Linked DNA regions of Homo sapiens: region 2 is linked to region 1. Evidence: chromatin loops called from intact Hi-C (ENCODE). Cell type or tissue: PC-9. All regions are shown on one strand. Links, peaks and the distances in the headings refer to the core of each region. The heading gives the core; the rest is flanking DNA. Region 1 holds the start of ACHE (acetylcholinesterase (Yt blood group)). Region 2 overlaps MOGAT3 (monoacylglycerol O-acyltransferase 3).

The links. Hi-C counts contacts between places; a loop is a spot of excess contacts. Peaks named below come from ENCODE experiments on the same cell type or tissue, not always from the same donor. Only the 100,000 strongest peaks of a DNase experiment are listed, where the experiment ranks them.
Region 2: a loop joins it to region 1, with 11 times the contacts of the local background. A loop is called at or near these places in 8 of 110 quality-filtered maps.

Annotation. Positions count from the first base shown.
Region 1 is chr7:100,894,130-100,905,130 of GRCh38, forward strand. It overlaps ACHE (acetylcholinesterase (Yt blood group)), which reads right to left and starts at 1,759. Exons shown (of 5, transcript NM_000665.5): 1 at 1,673-1,759; 2 at 1-123. The coding sequence starts at 103. RefSeq lists silencers at 1,551-1,600, 1,661-1,810, 3,033-3,112 and an enhancer at 1,576-2,196. In PC-9, for the core only: CTCF peaks have their summits at 837 (motif pointing right), 1,044, 3,194 (motif pointing right) and 3,393; no DNase peak of the experiment used is centred there; H3K4me3 peaks cover 489 bases; H3K27me3 peaks cover 1,146 bases.
Region 2 is chr7:101,185,961-101,196,961 of GRCh38, forward strand. It overlaps MOGAT3 (monoacylglycerol O-acyltransferase 3), which reads right to left. Exons shown (of 7, transcript NM_178176.4): 6 at 10,227-10,429; 7 at 9,047-10,140. The coding sequence ends at 9,986. Among named protein-coding and RNA genes, the nearest start is that of MOGAT3, 9.6 kb to the right of the region's middle. RefSeq lists an enhancer at 9,711-10,211. In PC-9, for the core only: a CTCF peak has its summit at 6,711 (motif pointing left); a DNase peak (open chromatin) is centred at 6,721.

The DNA of each region.
Region 1 (11,001 bases), core at 1-8,000:
CCCGGCCCTCAGCCCCCACTCCTCCACCCAGGAGCCAGAGGAGGAGGAGAAGGAGTGGGGAAGCCAGGGAAGGCGTGTGCAGCAGACACTGCGGGGGCCTCATGGCTGCAGGGCAGGCGGCGTCTGCTGGGAGAAAGAAAGGGAAAGGGTGAAGGGTCGGTCGAGAAGCCAGGAGGGAGGAGATTAGGGCACTGTCGGCCCAAGGGTTATCGCTCAGCTGCAGAGGAGGTGGGGCAGGTTGGCAAAGATGAGGGGAGAGAGGGAGGGAGGGAAGGAGACAGGCAGAGACAAGGACACAGGCCAGCGGGCAGGAGGGGAAAGAGATCAGGCAGACACCCATATCCAGACAAATGCAGGGAACAGAGAGGAGCACCCTCTCTGCTCCGCAGGGGTCCACTGCCCTCACCTCTTCCCGGAACTGGGCCGGGCCCAGCTCGTGCAGTGAGGGCACCAGAAGCCTCAGTCCACGAACAGGCCACCCGACAGGGCGCGGCCTCACGGACGGGCAGCGCCGCTGGGGGAGCTTGCGGCGGCCTGAAGCGCAGCCCCGCTCTCCTGGGTCGGCCAGACCCGGGGCCCTGGGGGGCGGTGGGCTGGGCATTCAGGGTGTGGAAGCCTCAGGTCCCGGGGTCCCCCAAATCCTGCCTAGTCCACTCCCCACCCAACCCTGCCCCTTCTCATCCAATGTCTGGCACCGAGCGCTGATGCCCGCGGGTTCCCATCAGCTGCGCACGCTCCCAGCCCAGCCCCAGCAAACAGGCTCGCCAGCCCGCGTCCCCCAGGACTCGAGAGCCCCCCATCCGTCTGAAGCTGCCGTGCACGCCGCCGCCGGCGGAGGGCAGTAGAGACCGAGAAAAGGTCGGCGCTCCCCGCCCCGAGCCAGGAGCCGGGAACTTGGGGAGGGGGCCTGGGGGCTCGAGGGCCTTGCAGAGCCGCCTGAAGGGCGAGCCGGGACGCCTGCGTTCCCGGGACTCCGGAGATCCCCGGCTGCAGGGGCGGGGGCGCTATTTTGGGGGCAGCAGCTGCTACGGTTCCGGCATCTCCAGCCAAAGGATCAAAATTCCCCGGGTGGGAACTCCCCCCTCTCCCGCCGGTCACTCCTAGCCCAGCCCCCGCCGCCCTGAGCGGGGGGTGGTGGTGCTGCTGGAGATTAACTAGGAAACCCGAGTGGCGCTAATTATAACTCGGGGCTTCCGCCGAGCCTCCCCTTCCCAAAAAATAGAGATGGAGTCTCCGCGGGAGGGGGCGTCCTGGGCCTCGGAGGGGGCCTCTGCGGGGCGCTGCGCAGGGGCGCTGGCTTGTGGCCCTGGGGATGGGGGTGCCCAGCCCGGCGCCGGGAACCTGCGCAGCTCGGGTACCGCCCCAATTAGGGGGTGTCTTCCAGTGGCCCCGGACTAGGGAGCGATCGGGGAAGGGGTGCTCGGGGGTCCCCGCGGGAATCGGAGCGCAGAGGCGGCGGCCGTTCCCGCGGGCTCGGGCTCCTGCGTGGGCGTCGGTGAGTGTGAGGCGGCCGGGGAAGAGTTCCGGACGAGTGCGGGGCAGCGGAGGGCGGCGCGGGGCAGGCCCGGGGAAGCGGGAGCCGTCCCGTTAGGGGGGCCTGGACCCCTCGGGGAGCGCACGGTGCCCCGGACCCGGGCCTTAAGGAGAGTCCCGGGCGGGGAGGGAGACTCACCTGAGGCGGCCGAGCCGGGCCGGGCCGGGCCGCGCCGGGAGCTGGAGGCGGCCGATGTTCCCCGGCGCAGGCTGAGCCGACTCTGACAGCCGCCGCCTCCGGCCCCCCGCACACACCCCCTCCGGGCCTCACAGCGCCCCCGCCCGCCCCCGCCCACTGTCTCCGCCCCCGCCCCTCCCCGCTCTCCCGGGTGGCCACCTCCCCTCTCTCTCCCTCCCTTGGAGCCGAGACCCGGAGACCCCGGGGCCCAGACGCACTCCAGTGCCAGACGCCGACCGACGACAGAGCGCAGTGACAGACGCGACCCAAAGACCTGCAGCGGCGGAGTAGACACCCACGTGACAGACAGACGGACAGAAGCCCGTGGAGACAGACACGCGCAGACGGACGACCTCATGCAGTGACAGGCACAGACAAACGCAGGGACGACTTTCACAGACGGACGGACACACTTGGACACCCTGTCGGTCTCGCTCGAGGCTGGTGAAGTTAGCGCAAGGCCAAGGGGTCATGCATCCCCGGCCACGACACAGACGGGTGGCATGGGAGGAGAGGCATGTGGGAGTGTGGCAGAGTACCGTCCCCTTAGGGGTCCAGGTGGCACGGGTGCAGAAAAGGTGACGTGGGACACTCCTGGGGATGAAAGGACACCTGTGGGAATGGAGATGTAAAATGGGATCGCTAGTGGAAATGAGGTGGGAGGGCATGGAGACAGGAGACCCCTGGGGGAGGAAGGGGTGACTTGGGACACCTGAGAAGGCAGGACAGCGTGGTAGCACGCGCAAGGCTGCTGGGCGAGGCCGCACTCCGCGGCGGCAGTGGAAACTTCTGGAACCCCCGCGGGTGGGTCTGTGCTGGTTCCCTGACGGGTGACTTCGGACTTTCGTCACCAGGGTCCGGTCGGGGCATGACATCACCAGGCCTAGCATTCATTGGCCACGCGGCTGGCAGGTGGGAGCGGCCTGGCTCGGGCGCCCCCAGCCTGCTCCGAGGGGCCTGACCCGCGCAGATTGCCCCCCGCCCCGCCCTCCAGGAGTTCACCCGTGTGGACAGGGCTGCTGCAGCGGGGTCCCCACGACCGAGGTGCATGCGGCAATACCGCGCGGCGCCTGCTTCCTGGAGGCGGCCGGCTCAGGAGCCCCCGAGACCCCGCGTGGGAGAGCGGCCGGCGCAGGCCAGCGTCGGGCGTGCGTGCGCGCGCGCGGCGGTGCGGGGCGCGGCGTGGGGTGGGCGCGTGCGCACACGCTCGCTCTAACCGCCGCGCGCCCCGCAGCGCCCCGCAGCGCCTCGGGCACGCGGGCGCCGCCGCCAGGGACCGCGGGCACCGGGTTGCGGGGCCTCGCAGGGGTTGAATCCGGAGTCTTGCCAGTCCCTGGGCCGCGCGGTTCCCGGCTCTCCAAGCTGGGCGGGCCCCACGCCCGCTCGCCCCACGGGAACCGGGTCCCGCAGGCACGGTCACCCGCGCTCCGCTCGCTGGAGACGGCCGCCAGGTGGCGCAAAAAGCAGCCACTCGGGCCTCGGAGACTGGGCTGGGTTGGGGGTGTTGGGGAGGTGAACCCCTCGCCATCTGTGCCCACTGTCTCCGGCTTTCCCCGCCCCAATCTCAGGCAACCCCAAATCCCCTGCCTGGACACCGAGGCTCCTTGTATCCGGCCTTCAGCGTTCTGGCCGCACTAGTTGAAGGCTCCTCACTGGCCAGACCATGTGCCCTAGTTGAGATCCCTGAAGAGCAGATGTAAGGGCTGTGCATGGGGGAGGGGACAGGAGGGTGGATGGTGGGTGTTGCTGCGGGGGGAATGAATCTGAGGCAGGTTTCTAAGCGTGGTAATTATGAATTATTAAAATGATGGGGCCGCGTGTGGCCCCTAGTGCGGTGCCTGTAATCCCAGCACTCTGGGAGGCCGAGACAGGAGGATCGCTTCAGTCCAGGAGTTGGAGACTAGCCTGGGCAACATAGCGAGACTCCCTTCTCCGCAAAAAAATAAAATGATGGAAACAAACTGTGAACGAGTGCTCTGAGGCCTGCCCCAGTCCTGAGGCTTTAGGGATTTTTGGCCCTGCTAGTGATGAAGGCTTGCCCCTGTCACCCTCCAGACGAACTGTGCCACGCAGGTGTCACCTAACCTCTGTCGTCACGAGTTTCTAGGCCTGTACAATGAAGATAGGGAGGGCAGGGATAGTTTATCACCAGGGTTATCATTTCCTGGAACTATCCCTCTTTTCACCTTGAGCTCTCAGCAACCGTTGTCAACACAGGCACCTAACCTGTCAAGCCAGGAGGCGTTTCCCTACATAGTCTAGCATAGTAAACTCCCCACCCTCCACAGCTGTCACTGCAGGGATGTCCTTGATTTTTCCCATTTCTTCTCTCACCATTTCTGTTTATCCAGGAATGAGCCTTGCTTCTACTACCAGTTCTGCCAATTCAGAGAATTTCCCTACCCCTCTTTTATCTCTGTCTCCCACCTTGGAAGGAAGCGCCATTTTTTTTTTTTAGACAGAGTCTCGCTCTGTCGCCCAGGCTAGAGTGTAGAGATGATGCCATCTCAGCTCGCTGCAACCTCTGCCTCCTGGGCTCAAGGATTCTCCTTTCCCAGCCTCCTGAGTAGCTGGGACTAGAGGCGCCTGCCACCACACCTGGCTAATTTTTGTATATTTAGCAGAGGTGGGGTTTCACCATGTTGGCCAGGCTGGTCTCGAACTCCTGACCTCAGGTGATCCTCCTGCCTCAGCCTCCCAAAGTGTTGGGATTACAGGCATGAGCTGCCATGCCTGGCAGGGAACCCCACTTCTATTACAGACCTTGATCCACATCTTCTAACACAAAAGATTCTTATTTCCTCTATTTATTGGTTAATATTCAATTCAGCTGTATGAGACCAAAAACCAAATAATGGCTTTAACAAGATATAATAGAGGCCGGGCATGGTGGCTCATGCCTGTTGTAATCCCAGTATTTTGGGAGGCTGAGGCAGGCAGATCACCTGAGGTTGGGAGTTCAAGACCAGCCTGACCAACATGGAGAAACCCTGTCTCTACTAAAAATACAAAAAAATTAGCTGGGCATGGTGGCCCATGCTTGTAATCCCAGCTACTCAGGAGGCTGAGGCAGGAGAATCGCTTGAACCCAGGAGGTGGAGGGTGCAGTGAGCGGAAATCATGCCATTGTACTCCAGCCTGGGCAACAAGAGCGAAACTCTGTCTCAAAAAAAAAAAAAAATAATAGAAATGTATTTCTTGGGCCAGGTGCAGTGACTGTCGTCCCAGAACTTTGGGAGGACAAGGAGAGAGGATCACTTGAGGCCAGGAGTATGAGGCCAGCATGGCCAATGTGGTGAGACCCTGTCTCTACAAAAAATAAAAATAATTAGCTGGGTGTGGTGGTGCATACTTATAGTTCTAGCTACTTGGGAGGCTGAGGCAGGAGGATCACTTGAGGCCAGGAGTTTGAGACCAGCCTGGGCAACATGGTAAAACCTTGTCTGTACTAAAAATACAAAAATTAGCTTGGTATGGTGGTGCGTGCGTGTACTCCTAGCTACTTGGGAGGCTGAGGCACAAGAATTGCTTGAACCTGGGAGGCGGAGATTGCAGTGGGCCAAGATCTCGCCACTGCACTCCAGCTTGGGTGACAGAGGGAGACTCTGTCTTAAAAAAAAAAAAAAAGAGACCTAGAAATGAGTCTTGCAGGGTTGGCATGGTGCCCTCAATGTCAGGGTCCAGGCTTCTTTACACGGAACCCTGTTGCTCCTTGCACAGTATCTTGTTACTGCACCATCTTCAGCATGTGACTTCTACCGCATGGCATAGAATGGCTGCTGGAACATCAGCCATCACATCTACATTCCAGCCAGCAGGAAGGAGGAGGGGCTGAAGAACAGTATCTCCTATTTATTTATTTATTTGACAGAGTCTCACTCTGTCGCCCCAGGCTGGAGTGCAGTGGCACTCGGCTCACTGCAACCTCCACTTCCCAGGTTCAAGTGATTCTCCCACCTCAGCCTCCTGAGTAGCTGGGATTACAGGTGCGCACCACCATGCCTGGTTAATTTTTTGTATTTTTAGTAGAGATGAGATTGCACCATGTTGGCCAGGCTGGTCTCAAACTCCTGGCCTTAAGTGATCCACCTGCCTCAGCCTCCCAAAGTGCTGGGATTACAGGCCTGAGCAACCATATCCGGCCGAACTCTTCCTTTAATGATGAGCCTTTGCCCAACCCCCCATTAATCGAGATTGTAACCTGGCAGAATTGGGAGCCTGAGGCCACACAAAGGACTTTCCTCCCTCTACCCACCCCTTCCTATGTCCCCTACTTAATGTTGGGCCAGCCTTCCTGCTGGATCCAAGTTACGTCATCCTACACAGGATAGGATGATTTCTCTTTGCGGCTTATCCATCCTTTTTACCCTTTTCTCTCTTGCTAGTTATGAGCATTTCACACATTTTTTATAGCTTGTCTCTACAAAGTCTTACTTTATTTTCACAATTTTGTTATTTATTTAACGAGTATACAGTATTTCCCATGCAATTCGCCAAATAACCTTTTGCTTAGTTTAGCCTCTTTTCTGGCCGGGGGTAGAGTGGAGTGCGGGTGGCATACCCTTGTGCTCAGAATTTTTTTTTTTTTGGTCTCATTCTGTCACCCGGGGTTGGAGTGAAATGGTGTGATCATATCTCATTGCAGCCTTGAAGTCCTGGGCTCAAGCAGTAACCCTCCTTCAGCCTTCTGAATAGCTGGGACCACAGGTGGCACCACCATGCCCAGCTAATTTTTAAATATTTTATTAATTTGTAGAGACGGGGTCTTGCTATGTTGCCCAGGCTGGTCTTGAACTCCTGGGCTCAAGCGATCCTCCCACCTCTGCCTCCCAAAGTGCTGGGATTATAGGTGTGAGCCACTGCGCCCGGCCATCAGAACTGATCAGTACTTTTCTTGGCATTCCTTTTTGCCCATGAACTTGAGTGCTTCTGAAAGGAGTGAAATATGCAATTTAATTCACCAGTAGTACATTGAACGCCATGTTGCCACTCATCTTCCCTGGTATGACCTGACATCCATCTGACATGGTCCCTGGCATGCTGGTCCAACTGGCTGTCAGTTCCTGGTCTCACAGGTTCCAGCCAACCCTGACTCGGTTTTCAGTTTAAATGTTAGCAGTGCATCTTGAATGGCTTCTTGGAAATAGCTGGTGAGGTTACACTAGGTGCTATAGATGTTTGACACCCAGAGAGCTCCTGGTCACTCCTGGCTGCCCTGCAGGTATCAAGTGGCCAAGTGAGAGCTGTGCCGGAAGCACAGGTTCCATAGATGACCTTGGCTGGGGTTTCCAGGGACACTGAGTATTTAACACAAGATTGGTGCAGAAGTGAGGAGGACTGGTTTGGGATTCTGCCACCTGGCTTGGGGACAGTGCAGGCTGGCTGTGAGGTTGGCCCAGTGGTCAGCTGGATCCCTTAAATGTCCACAACACTGGGGACAACAGGGTGGAGTGGAAGAGTAGCCCAGATCCAATGTTGCTTTCACAGTAGCATGTATGGGGAAGAAGAGCTTGTTTGCCAGCCGCTTCCTGAATGCTTTGCTAAATATCATTTCATTTAATTCTCACTTGTAGCATTCAAATGGGGTAGGCTGTATTTTCTTTGCCTTTTTTTTTTTTTTTTTTAGACGAAGTCTCGCTTTTGTTGCCCAGGCTGGAGTGCAATGGCATGATCTTGGCTCATTGCAACCTCTGCCTCCCGGGTTCAAGTGATTCTCCTGCCTCAGCCTCCCGAGTAGCTGGGATTATAGGTGCATACCACCACGCCCGGCTAATTTTTTGTATTTTAAGTAGAGACGGGGTTTCACCATGTTGGCCAGGCTGGTCTCGAACTCCTGACCTCAGGTGATCCGCCCGCCTCGGCCTCGCAAAGTGTTGGGATTACGGGCGTGAGCCACTGCGCCCAGCCCCAGTGGGTAGGCTGTATTTTCATTACAATTTTTTTTTTTTTTTTGAGATAGAGTCTCACTCTGTCACCCAGGCTGGAGTACAATGGTGTGATCTCGGCTCACTACCTCCTGGGTTCAAGCGATTCTCCTGTCTCAGCCTCCTGAGTAGCTGGGATTACAGGCGCATGCCATCACGCCCAGCTAATTTTTGCATTTTGAGTAGTAACGGGGTTTCACCCTGTTGGCCAGGCTGGTCTCCAACTCCTGACCTCAGCTGATCCACCTGCCTTGGCCTCCCAAAGTGCTGAGATTATGAGCATAAGCCACCACACCCAGGCTATTTTTAGTACAATTTAACAGCTGGGAAACTGAAACTGATGCCCAGAGGCATTAACATACAGGTAATCATACAGAGGTTGTTTCGTTTCATCAGCTGGTAAATTGCAGGCTTTGGACTTTGGGTGAGAACTCTGACCTGGATGGGCTGGGCTGTTTTGCAGCGACTCTCTCCTGTAACTTCTGGAAAATCAAGTAGAGTCTCTCAGGCCCTCCTGGCCCCTCCCTTCCAAGGAGAGAGGTGTGGGGTGTGTGCATTGTTGCGGGGTGGGGGTCCCTGCCCAAGTCCCTGTGCTTCCTGGGAGATGATTATCTTCTGCCTCCCATTCTCCCCCAAGTTCTTCCTCCTCTTTTTTTTTTTTTTTTGAGACAGAGTCTCACTCTATTGCCCAGGCTGGAGTTCAGTGGTGCGATTTCCCCTCATTGCAACTTCTGCCTCCCGGGTTCAAGCGAATCTCCTGCCTCAGCCTCCTGAGTAGCTGGGATTACAGACGCGTGCCACCACACCCAGCTCATTTTTGTATTTTTAGTAGAGACGGGGTTTTACCATGTTGGCCGGGCTGGTCTTGAACTCCTGACCTTGTGGTCTGCCTGCCTCGGCCTCCCAAAGTGTTGGGATTACAGGCATGAGCCACTGCGCCCGGCCCGAGTTTAAATATTGAGATGACAATTACTTCCTAGCCCCTCTCTGCGCCTGCCCTGTCTCCCTACCCTTCCTCTCCCTAACTGACTTAGAGACTGGGGCTCTGCCACAGGGGAGGGTGGGGAACCCTGGGGTCCTAGAGTGGTGGCATGTGGGCAGTGGCAGGTGCTTCCTCCCCTCCTCACTAGAGAGGTGCCCAGCAGGGCCAGGGTCGGGGCTGGGGCTGTGCTGGGAAGCTTTGGGCCATTGACACATGGGAGCTACAGCAGAAAATGGATCAGCTCAGAACATCTGGGGGCTCTCTGCATCTAGGGCGGGACTCCTCCTCCTTTATTTTTAAATTTTTAATTTTTAAAAAAGAGATGGGGGTCTCACTCTGTCACCCAGGCTGGAGTGTAGTGGTGCGATTGTAGCTCACCGTAGCCTTGACCTCTTGGGCTCAAAGGATCCTCTCACCTCAGCCTCCTGAGTAGCTGGGACTACAGACCCATGCCACCAAGCTTGGCTATTTTTTTTTTTTTTGGATAGATACAGGGTTTCGCTATGTTGCCCAGGCTGGCCTTGAACTCCTGGGCTTGAGCGATCCTCCTGCCTTCAGCCTCCTGAGTAGCTGGAATCGATTACAGGTGTGAGCCACCGCGCCTGGCTTCCCTACTTTCATTCAGTTGTGACACCCTCCCATCCTCGTCCTGGGCGCACTTAACAAATGTCTGTGCTGCAGGCAACAGTGATGGCGGGAAATGAGAGGGGAAAGATCTTAGATGAGTGGGGAGAAGTTATTTCCTGGCTGGGGAATATCCTTTTTTAAGTTACATTTTGGGCCAGGCACAGTGGCTCATGCCTTTAATCCCTGTACTTCGGGAGGCCGAGGTGGGTGGATCGTTTGAGCCCAGGAGTTTGAGATCAGCCTGGGCAACATAGGGAGACCCCCTTCTCTACCAAAAATACAAAAATTAGCTGGGTGCGGCGGTGCGTGGCTGTGGTCCCAGCTACTCAGGAGGCTGAGGTGGGAGGATGGCTTGGGCCTAGGAAGTCAAGGCTGCAGTGAGCTGAGATCGTGCCACTGCACTCCAGCCTAGGGGATAAAGGGAAACCCTGTCCTAAAAAAAAAAAAAAAAAAGTTATATTTTATTTATTTGGACAGTTAGTGAATTCATAAAATTGAAAACGTATAAAGTGAAAAGTTCTCCTCTTCCCTGCCTTCCTCGACCCAGTATTCATTCCTAAAGCAGTGTTAACTGTGGTCCTATATTGCATATATTACCCACTTTTTTTCTTCATTTTTTTCTGTAGCCCAAACAGGTACATGCATATATCATCAACAGGTATTTTTCTGCCCTGAATCCATGTTTTTACATAATTGTAGCATCCTTTACACACTCTTCTGTACTTGACTTAAAAAAAAAAGAAAGAAACCTAGCTAACAGTGTATCTTAAGGATAGTTCCAGATTTGTACATCATAGACTTTCTCATTTTTTTTTTTTTTTAGACGGAGTTTAGCTCTGTCACCCAGGCTGGAGTGCAGTGGCGTGATCTCCAATCACTGTAACCTCCGCCCCCCAGAGTTCAAGCGATTCTCCTGCCTCAGCCTCCCAAGTAGCTGGGATTACAGGCGCCTGCCACCACACCTGGCTAATTTTTCCATTTTTAGTAGAGGCAGGGTTTCTGCATATTGGCCAGGCTGGTCTTGAACTCCTGACCTCAAGTGATCCACCTGCCTTGGCTTCCCAAAGTGCTAGGATTACAGGCATAAGCCACCACACCTGGCCCTCATTCTTTATTTTTTGCCTGTTTAATGAAAAGCTGCATACTTTATATTGCATGAAAGTAACATAATTTTATTTATTTATTTATTTATTTGGAAACGGAGTTTTGCTCTTGTTGCCCAGGCTGGAGTGCGATGGTGCGATCTCAGTTCACCACAACCTGCGCCTCCCAGGTTCAAGCGAGTCTCCTGCCTCAGCCTCCTGAGTAGCTGGGATTACAGGCATGTGCCACCACTCTCGGCTAATTTTTTATTTTTAGTAGAGACGGGGTTTCTCCATGTTGGTCAGGCTGGTCTCGAGCTCCCGACCTCAGGTGATCTGCACGCCTTGGCCTCCCAAAGTGCTGGGATTACAGGCATGAGCCACCTTGCCCAGTTGAAAGTAACATAATTTAATTTGTCCCCTACTGATGAGCATTTAAGTTGCTTTCAGTTACTTGCTATTACAAACTTAGTGCACAAATAATTTTGCAGTGTTGCAAGTATATCCCTGGGATAAATTCCTCAACATGTATTACTGGGTCACTAGTTATTGGTTGCCTATAGTTTTGCCAACATAGTATATTTAAAAGTAAAATAAAATTGGCTGGATGTGGTGGCTTATGCCTGTAATCCCAGCACTTTGGGAGGCTGAGGTGGGAGGATCGCTTGAGCCCAG
Region 2 (11,001 bases), core at 1,812-9,811, 290 kb after region 1:
ATTTCAGGTGTGAGCCACCGCACCTGGCTATAAACTATTTACTTATTTATTTATTTATTGAACAGAGTTTCGCTCTTGTTGCCCAGGCACGATCTTGACTCATTACAACCTCTGCCTCCTAAGTTCAAGAGATTCTCCTGCCTCACCCTCCCAAGTAGCTGAAATTATAGGCATACACCACCACACCTGGCTAATTTTGTATTTTTTAGTAGAGAAGGGGTTTCACCATGTTGGTCAGTCTGGTCTCAAACTCCTGACCTCAGGTCATCCATCCACCTTGACCTCCCAAAGTACTGGGATTACAGGTGTGAGCCACCACGCCAGGCTTAATATAAACCTCTTTTAGAACAGGGATGATGTCACAGTTATTTTTATGCCACTGGTACTTAGGTACTTAGTTCGGTTCTTGGCACATAGTAGGTGCTCAATTCGTATTTCTGAATGCACGAATGCCTCCAGCCTATGTCTGCAGTTGGGGACAGTGAGACAGACGGATCACTTATCTCAGGTCACCCAGTTGACCTGAGGTAAAGATAAAACCTGACTCCTGGTATCCCTGTTTTCTGTTTGTTTGTTTGTTTTGTTTTTGTTTTTGTTCTGAGACGGAATCTCACTCTGTTGCCTGGGCTGGGCTGGAGTGCAGTGGTGCCATCTTGGCTCACTGCAACCTTTGCCCCCCGGGTTCAGGCCATCCTCCTGCCTCAGCTTTCCGAGTAGCTGAGATCACACTCAGCTAATTTTTTTGTATTTTTAGTAGAGATGGGGTTTCACCATGTTGGCCGGGCTCTCAAGTGATCTGCCCGCGTTGGCTTCCCGGTCTGTTTTTTTTTTTTTTTTTTTTGAGACAGAGTCTCCCTCTGTCCCTCTGTCCCCCAGGCTGGAGTGCCATGGTGGTGGGATCTCAGTTCATGGCAACCTCTGCCTCCCGGGTACAAGTAATTCTCCTGCCTTAGCTTCCCAAGTAGCTGGGATTACAGGCACCCACAACCACACCCAGCTTTTTTTTTTTTTTTTTTTTTTTTTTTAAGTAGAGATGGGGTTTCATCATGTTGATCTCACATGTTTCATCACATTTAGTAGAGACAGGGTTTCATCATGTTGATCATCACCTGATCTCAAGTGATCCGCCTATCTGGGCCTCCCAAAATGCTGGTATTACAGGCATGAGCCACTGTGCACCCTGATTCCTAGTATCCTAATCCCAAACCAATCCATAGCCCAGCCTCACACTATACTTCTGAAGGTTAGAAGTGTGACTAGCGTGCTTAGATGTACATGAAGTTTCACATCTGTGCTCCTCCAATTGTCAGCTTCCTCTTTCCCATGCACATAAACCAATACTGGCTACAAGGTCTGTTCATTTATTCAGCAAGCATTATTGTCATCTTCTCAGGGCCTGGTTAATTCCACTTCTTCTTACAAGTAGCTCACTTTAGCTGGCTGTTAAAAATACACTGTTTTGAGCCGGGCGCCGTGGCTCACGCCTGTAATCCCAGCACTTTGGGAGGCCGAGGCGGGCGGATCATGAGGTCAGGAGATCGAGACCATCCTGGCTAACACGGTGAAACCCCGTCTCTACTAAAAATACAAAAAATTAGCTGGGCGTGGTGGCAGGTGCCTGTAGTCCCAGCTACTCAGGAGGCTGAGGCAGGAGAATGGCGTGAACCCGGGAGGTGGAGCTTGCAGTGAGCCGAAATTGCACCATGGGACTCCAGCCTGGGCGACAGAGCGAGACTCGGTCTAAAAAAAAAAAAAAAAAAACCACTGTTTTATTTATTTATTTGTTTATTTTATTTTATTTTATTTTTGAGATGGAGTTTCACTCTTGTTGCCCAGGCTGGAGTGCAAATGGCGCTATCTTGGCCCACCACAACCTCCGCCTCCCGGGTTCAAGCAATTCTCCTCCCTCAGCCTCCTGAGTAGCTGGGACTACAGGCATGTGCCACCATGCCCAGCTAATTTTGAATTTTTAGTAGAGACAGGGTTTCTCCATGTTGATCAGGCTGGTCTCGAACTCCTGACCTCAGGTGATCCACCTGCCTCAGCCTCCCAAAGTGCTGGGATTACAGGTGTGAGCCACCATGCCTGGCCTAGGCTAGACCAGCCTGGGCAACATAGCAAGACTTTGTCTCTACAAAAAAATTTTAAAAGTAGCCAGGTGTGGTGGTGCACACCTGCAGTCCCAGCTACTCAGGAGGATGATGTGGGAGGATTGCTTGAGCCCAACAAGTCAAGGCTGCAGTGAGCCCTGATCGTGCCACTGCACACTGCAGCCTGGGTGACAGAGCGAGATCCTATCTAAAAAAAAAAAAAAAAAAAAAAAAAAAAGCCCAACACTTTTTTATCTGGAGAATATTTAACATACACAAAACCAGAGAGAATACATATTTCAAAGTATCACTTTGTATATGATAAATATATATAGTTTTAGCCAGGTGTGGTGGCTCATGTCTGTAATCCCAGCACTTTGGGAGGCTGAGGCGGGTGGATCACTCGAGACTAGCCTGGCCAACATGGTGAAACTCCATCTCTACTAAAAATACAAAAATTAGCTAGGCGTGGTGGGGCACACCTGTAATCCCAGCTACTTGGGAGGCTGAGGCAGGAGAATAGCTTGAACCTGGGAGGCGGAGGTTGCAGTGAAAATTTACAGAACAATCTCATTTCTTCCACAAATAAGTTGGAAGAAGAGACAGAGAGAGACGGAGAGGAAATCTACAGATTAAAAGAAAATTAAGGCTGGGCACGGTGGCTCACACCTGTAATCCCAGCACTTTGGGAGGCTGAGGCAGGCAGATTGCTTGAGATCAGGAGTTCGAGACCAGCCTGGCCAACATGGTGAAAACCCATCTCTACTGAAATTACAAAAATTAGCCCGGCTGGGCGCGGTGGCTTACGCCTGTAATCCCAGCATTTTGGGAGGCCAAGGCGGGTGGATCACGAGATCAGGAGTTCAAGATTATCCTGGCCAACATGGTGAAACCCCATCTCTACTAAAAATACAAAAATTAGCTGGGTGTGGTGGTGTGCGCCTGTAGTCTCAGCTACTCGGAAGGCTGAGGCCGGAGAATCGCTTGCACCCGGGAGGCGGAGGTTGCGGTGAGCCAAGTTTGGGCCATTGCACTCCAGCCTGGGCAACAGAGTGAGACTCCATCTCAAAAAAAAAAAAAAATTAGCCGGGCGTGGTGGCATACACCTATAATCCCAGGTACTCGGGAAATTGAGACAGGAGAATTGCTTGGACTCGGCAGGAGGAGGTTGCAGTGAGCCGAGATCCCACCATTGCACTCCAACCTGGGTAACAGAGCGAGATTCAGTGAAAAGACAGAAAGAAAGGAAAAAAGAAAAGAGAGAAAGAGAGGAAGGGGAGGGGAAGAAGGGAAGGAAGGAAAAAGGAAGGAAGGGAAAGAAAAAAAAAGAATCTTGTGGCCAAATGTGTGGGGGTTTTTTCCCCACACACCAAGTAAGCAATCAATTCTGCAGCCGGTGTCTTTCAACCCAGTTCAATCTGGACACTACCTGGAGGTAGTGATAGATCCCACGTGGAGGCTCAGTCCCACAAGACTGTCCCCCACTACCAATGCCACTCACAAGCCTCAGGTTATTCTACCTGCACGTCTGACTGACCGGCTATATACTGGGGGTCCCATGACCCCCTGTTGGGTTCAATTAATTTGCTAGCACGACTCACAGAACTCAGAGAATCACTCACTTATATTCACCTGTTTATTATAAAGGATATTACAAAGGTTACAGATGGGCCAGGTGTGGTGACTCATGCCTGTAATCTCAGCACTTTGGGAGGCTGAGGTGGGAGGACTGCTTGAGGCTAGGAGTTTGAGACCAGCCTGGGCAACATAGCAAGACTCCATCTCTAAAAATAAATAAATAAAATGAACAAACAAACAAACAAAAACAAAGGATACGGATCGGCCAGAGGCAGTGGCTCAAGTCTGTAATCCTAGCACTTTGGGAGGCCAAGGAGGAAGGATTACTTGAGCTCAGGAGTTCGAGACCAGCTTGTGCAACATGGTGAAACCCTGTCTGTACAAAAAATAATACAAAAAATTAGCCAGGCATGGTGGTGCACGCCTATAGTCCAGTCTACTTGACAGGTTGAAGCAGGAGGATCACTTAGGCCGGGGAGGCGGAGGTTGCAGTGAGCTGTGATGGTGCCACTGCACTCCAGCCTGAGAGACAGAGTGACAGCCTGTCTCAAAAACAAAAACAAACAAACAAAAACAGGGCTGGGCTCATGCCTGTAATCCCAGCCCTTTGGGAGACCAAGGCAGGAAGATCACTTGAGGCCAGGAGTTCAAGACCAGCCTGGCCAACATGGCCAAACCCCATCTCTATTAAAAATACAAAAATTAACCAGGCATGGTGGCACATGCCTGTAATCCCAGCTACTTGGGAGGCTGAGGCAGGAGGATTGCTTGAACCTGGGAGGTGGAGGCTGCATTTCAGCCCGGGTGACAGAGTGAGACCCTGTCTCAGAAAAAAGAAAACAAAACTATACAGATGAAGACATGCCTAGGGTGAGGCATGGGGAGTGGGGTTTGGAACTCCATGTCCTCCCAGAGTGCACCACCCTCCAAGAACCTCCACATTCTCACCTATCCAGAAGCTCTCCAAACCCAGTCCTCAGGTCTTTTACAGGGGCTTCCTTGGATAGGCATGATTGACACCAGTGTAGAAGTGTGATTGGAAGCTGGGGCGTGGTGGCTCACGCCTGTAATCCCAGCACTTTGGGAGGCCAAGGTGGGCGGATCACTAGAGGTCGGGAGTTCGAGACCAGCCTGACCAACATGGAGAAACCCTGTCTCTACTAAAAATACAAAATTAGCCAGGTGTGGTGGTGCATGCCTGTAATCCCAGCTACTCAGGAGGCTGAGGCAGGAGAATTGCTTGAACCTGGGAGGCAGAGGTTGTGGTGAGCCGAGATCGTGCCATTGCACTCCAGCCTAGGCAACAAGAGCAAAACTCTGTCTCAAAAAAAAAAAAAAATGTGATTGGACAAAAAGGGTACCACCTAATACTAACACACCGAGTGGGGAAGCCCAGCCAGGCCTGTCTGTTCAGATTCTCCTCGGCCTCTCTCTGTGTAGTGTTCCTTCCTCCAGGGGATGGGGCAGGACCCTTTCTGAAATGAGGGTCTCATGACCCACAAGCAGACAAGGTAGGTCAGAGCATCTCTTAATAACCAGCTTCAGACAGAACGGCGAGGGAAGAAGATTCCGTATATTTTTAGTTTCTATGGCCTGCCTAGGTGAGAAAAAGGAGCAGGAGAGAGGAGGCCAGGAGGAGGTCAGAGACAGACAGATTGTGTTTTCTGAAGCCTGCTTCTGAGGCCAAAAGTGCCCCCACGTTCTAACAAAAGACTGTCTTTCACTTTTATCGCTCTGAAGCTGTTCCGAAGTTGCTTCGGGAATTGAGGACATAGGCCAACTACTCTAACAAGAGAAGGGCCGATTGTTTTAGTTACTTAGGAAATAACAAGGGCTTTGGGAGTTATGAGCCAAGAACCTCGGACCTATATATAGGATCTATAAATGGATATATAGATAATAGCACAGTGCCATTAAAAAAGAGACCTGAGAGAGACCCTCCTCTCTTCTCCGTGTGAGGTTAGGGCAAGAAGATGACACACGTGATGAAGTGAACCCTCTCCAGACGACATTTCGGCTGGTGCTTTGATCTCGGACGTCCCAGATTCCAAAACTTTGAGAGCTATATATATATATTTTTGAGACGGAGTTTCGCTCTTGTTGTCCAGGCTGGAGTGCAATGGCACAATCTCGGCTCACTGCAACTTCTGCCTCTCGGGTTCAAGCGATTCTCCTGCCTCGGCCTCCTGAGTAGCTCGGATTACAGGCATGCACCACCACGCCCGGCTAATTCTGTATTTTTAGTAGAGACAGGGTTTTGCCATGTTGGTCAGCCTCTTCACTCTTGTTGGCTGGGCACGGTAGCTCACTCTTGTAATCCCAGCGCTTTGGGAGGCCGAGGTGGGATGATCACTCCAGCCCAGGAGTTCAAGACCAGCCTGGGCAACATGGTAGAACCACTGCGCTCCAGCCTGGGTGACAAAGCTAGATCCTGTGTCAAAAAAACAAAATAACAAAACAAACAAAAAAACACAGAAGGTCGTGACAGATTTTTTTTTTTTTTGAGATGGAGTCTCACTCTGTCATCCAGGCTGGAGTGCAGTGGCGCAATCTCTGCTCACTGCAACCTTCGCCTCCCGGGTTCAAGTGGTTCTCGGACCCCAGCCTCCCAAGTAGCTGGGATCAGGGGCACCTGTCACCATGCCCAGCTAATTTTTGTATTTTTAGTAAAGATGGGTTTTCACCATGTTGGCCAGGCTGGAGAAGGTCGTGATAGATCTTTAAGCAGAGCTATGGGGATGGCGAGGAGGGCCCTGGACCAGCCTGGCAGGTTGGCAGGTTGGGGAAGGTGTCTTGGAAATGGAACCTAAACTGAGTCTTGAAACTCCCCTTCCAGATAAGAGGTGCTGGGTCCCTCAGGTGGGAAGGGACAGCCTGAGTAAAGCCCAGGGCTGAAACACAGCCTGGTTTGCAAGAACAAGCAGTTCTGGGTCGTCTGCCCTGGGTGGGGCTGCACCTTGGACCCAGCCTGTAGGCAGAGGCTGGCTAGCCCCCGAGGACTTCAAGCAAGAGAGGGACAGATTTGCCTTCTGTGTAGAGACCGCCCTCTGGTGGCCACATGGAGGATGGCAGGAGAGAATGGCGCCGAAAGAAAAGCGGCAGGCTGAGCTCATAAAGCTGCGAATGCTGTTCCTTCTTCCTCTTTTTCAAAAGACGGATTTTGGGCCGGGCTTGGTGGCTCACGCCTGTAACCCCAGCACTTTGGGAGGCCGAGGCGAGCGGATCACGAGGTCAGGAGATCGAGACCATCCTGGCAAACACGGTGAAACCCCATCTCTACTAAAAAAAAAATACAAAAAATTAGCCAGGAGTGGTGGCAGACGCCTGTAGTCCCAGCTACTCGGGAGGCTGAGCCAGGAGAATGGCGTGAACCCGGGAGGCGGAGCTTGCAGTCAGCGGAGATCGCGCCACTGCACTCCAGCCTGGGCGACAGAGCGAGACTCCATCTCAAAAAACATAAATAAATAAATAAAATAAAATAAAATAAAAGACGGGTTTTGCTCTGTTGCCCAGGCTGGTGCTGTGGTGCAATCTTGGCTCAGCCTGTAACTCCTGGCCTCAAGCGATCCTCCCACCTTGGCTTCTCAAACTCTGGGATGACAGATGCATACTACCATACCCCGCCCATCCCCAGTGTCTGGAAAATGTGCCCACTGGAGAAATCTATTGGCCGGATTGTGACTGGTTGGATGCTCCCACGGCAGGAAAGGGGGAAGGACAAGTGGCCACGTCGAGGCCTGCCTGAACTCCAAGGGTATCCAGGCCGAGGTTGCTCAAACCCAGAGCTGATTTATTTTTATTTTTATTTGTTTTTATTTTTTGACACAGTCTTACTCTGTCGCCCAGGCTGGAGTGCAGCGGTGCAATCTCGGCTCACTGCAACCTCCGCCTCCGGGTTCAAGCGATTCTCCTGCCTCAATCTCTGGAGTAGTTGGGATTACAGACACCTGCCACTACGCCCAGCTAATTTTTGTATTTTTGGTAGAGACGGGGTTCACTATGTTGGCCAGGCTGGTCTTGAACTCCTGGTCTTAGGTGATCCTCCTGCCTCGGCCTCCTAAAGTGCTGGGCTTACAGGCATGAGCCACCATGCCTGGCCTGAACGAAACATTTCTATGCTCCAACTTAAAATGAATGTAGAACTTATTATCTGAGAATGACCCAGGGAAGTCATGGGACTGCCCATATTTTCATGCAATAAAGGGAAAATTCTTCCCACAAATAAATTTTATAGGACGGTAGAAGCAAATATAGGGCATTCCAATTACATTTCAATGAGTTATTCTTGATGAAGTCCTGGATACACAAAGCCAGCCAGCAAATAGGATTGACCAAAGTCAGAGGATGCTGTGACCACCCCAGGGCTCTTTTTGTTTGTCTGTTTGAGACGGGTCTCGCTTCGTTACCCAGGCTGGAGTGCCGTGGCACGATCTCGGCTCACTGCACCCTTGACCTCCTAGGCTTAAGAGAGTCTCCCACCTCTACCTCCCAAGTAGCTGGGATGACAATCATAAGCCACCACACCTGGCTAATTTCTAGAATTTTTTTTTTCATTTTTTTCATTTTTTTTTCTTTTTAGCCGGAGTTTCACTCTTGTTGCCCAGGCTGGAGTGCAATGGTGCGATCTTGGCTCAACACAACCTCCGCCTCCCGTGTTCAAGCAATTCTCCTGCCTCAGCCTCCTGAGTAGCTGGGTCTACAGGAGAGCACCACCACGCCCAGCTAATTTTTGTATTTTTAGTAGAGACGGGGTTTCACCATGTTGGCCATGATGGTCTTGATCTCTTGACCTCGTGATCCACCTGCCTCAGCCTCCCAAAGTGCTGGGATTATAGGTGTGAGCCACAGCAGCCGGCCATAGGACATAAGCTTTTTTTTTTTTTTTTTTTTTTGAGACGGAGTCTGGCTCTGTCTCCCATGTTGGAGTGCAGTGGCACAATCTCGGTTCACTGCAAGCTCCGCCTCACGGGTTCACGCCATTCTCCTGCCTCAACCTCTCAGTAGCTGGGACTACAGGCGCCCGCCACCATGCCTGGTTAAGTTTTTGTATTTTTAGTAGAGACGGGGTTTCACCTTGTTAGCCAGGATGGTCTCGATCTCCTGACCTCGTGATCCGCCCGCCTCAGCCTCCCAAAGTGCTGGGATTACAGGCGTGAGCCACCGCGCCCAGCCTCAGCTGTGTTCTTAACTCTATTTTTCCTTCACTGGGGATGGTACCATTTCCCCGTCCTGTTAAGTGCCCTTGACTGCTCTTACCTTTAGCTCTTGGAATTCCGCCATCTACCCTAACTTCACCTCCATCTAAATCCTGCTCACTCTTCAAAGCCTGCCTCTCCACGCATCCTCCCTCCTAACTCCATCCCAATGCCCAACAGCTCTTTGCTAAGCAGATGCCTTTATTTACAGACAAAGAAGTAAACAGGCAAAAGGAAGAGGCTTGTCCAAGGTCATGCCACAGACTGAACTCTCACTGGGAGGACAGTTCAGGGTCCTGATACCCAATCTAAGGCAGCAGCTTTGTAGCACATCAGGATGGGGGCAGGTCATGCCTGGCCATGTTCACTTCCAGAACGATTATAGCTTTAACAACATTTTTTTTTTTTTGAGATGGAATCTCGCTCTGTTGCCCAGACTGGAGTGCAGTGGTGTGATCTCGGCTCACTGCAACCTCTGCCTCCTGGGTTCAAGCGATTCTCCTGCCTCAGCCTCCGGAGTAGCTGGGATTATAGGCATGAGCCACCATGCCCGGCTAATTTTTGTAGTTTTAGTAGAGAGGGGGTTTTGCCATTTTGGCCAGGCTGGTCTTGAACTCCTGACCTCAGTTGATCCACCTGCCTCGGCTTCCCAAAGTGTTGGGATTATGGGCATGAGCCACCACGCCCAGCCTACTACAGCTTTAACAGTCTTTTTTTTTTTTTTTTTTTTTTTTTTGAGATTGAGTCTCGCTGTGTTGCCCAGGCTGGAGTACTGTGGTGTGATCTCAGCTCACTGCAACCTCCGCCTCCTGGGTTTAAGCAAGTCTCCTGCCTCAGCCTCCCAAATAGCTGGGATTACAGGCACATGCCACCATGCCCGGCTAATTAACAACATTATTTTTTAATTTTTGTAGAAATGAAGTCTCACTGTGTTGCCCAGGCTGGTCTTCAACTCCTGGGCTCAAACGATCCTCCCACCTTGGCCTCCCAAAGTGCTGGGATTACAGGCATGAGGCACTGCGCTGGGCCCAGAACTACCTTTTATTGGAGGCATGGAGTCCACAGTGGGTGGAGGTCTCAGTGCCTTGGGCTCAGGGGCTCAGCGAAAGGCCGCGGCCAGGCCTAGATGAAGGTGAGGCAGGTGGAAGCGGGGACCCCACAGCTTTCCTTGTGCTCCTCGAAGAGCTGCTCCAGGGCCGTCATGTAGAGGGCGTGATAGTGATTGACTTCCTCCTCGGTGGGGTGGAGGCGCTGGGGGACGGGGATGGGGCGGCCCACTGCAGGGAGAGGGAGACAGGTGGGCGAGGGATCCCTGATGCCCACGCAGCTGCTGGTGGCCGTCCCCCCGGAGGTGGGCACTCACCCACAGTGGTGATGGGCACAGCAAAGGGCAGCAGGCCCCAGGAGGTGGCTGAGAAGAGACCGCGACCCCAGAAGATGCAAGGAGAGAAGCCCATGAGCTTCTTGAAGGTGAGCTGGCACCAATGCTGCCAGGAGCCTGTGGCAAAAGCCTTAAGTCTAAAGATGTCATTCTCCCCAAAGGAGTACACGGGCACCAGGGACGCCCTGGGAAGGAGCAAGAGAGAAGAGGGGGCTCAGGCTGCTGGACTGCTCCGAGATGGGCACCCCCAGGGGCTACAAGTCCTTCCCACTACGTCCAGATGCTACCTCCCAGGGTCATTCAAAGCACATGACTATGGCTACAAAGAAAGATCTAGAAGACAGGACTCGCATTTCTTTCTCTTTCTTTTTCTTTGTTTTAGAGAGAGGGTCTTGTAACCACACCTGTAATCCCAGCATTTTGGGAGGCCACGGTGGGAGGATCATTTGAGGTCAGGAGTTGGAGACCAGCCTGGCCAACATGGTGAAACCCCCGTCTCTGCAAAAACATAAAAATTAGCCAGGTGTGGAAGTGGGTACCTGTAATTCCAGCTACTACAGAGGCTGAGGCACAAGAATCGCTTGAACCTGGGAGGCAGAGGTTGCAGTGAGCTAAGATCACACCACTGCACTTCAGTCTGGGTGACAGAGTGAGACTTTGTCTCAAAAAATAAATAGGCTGGGTGCGGTGGCTCATGCCTGTAATCCCAATACCTTGGAAGGCTGAGGTGGGTGGATCACCTGAGGTCAGGAGTTCG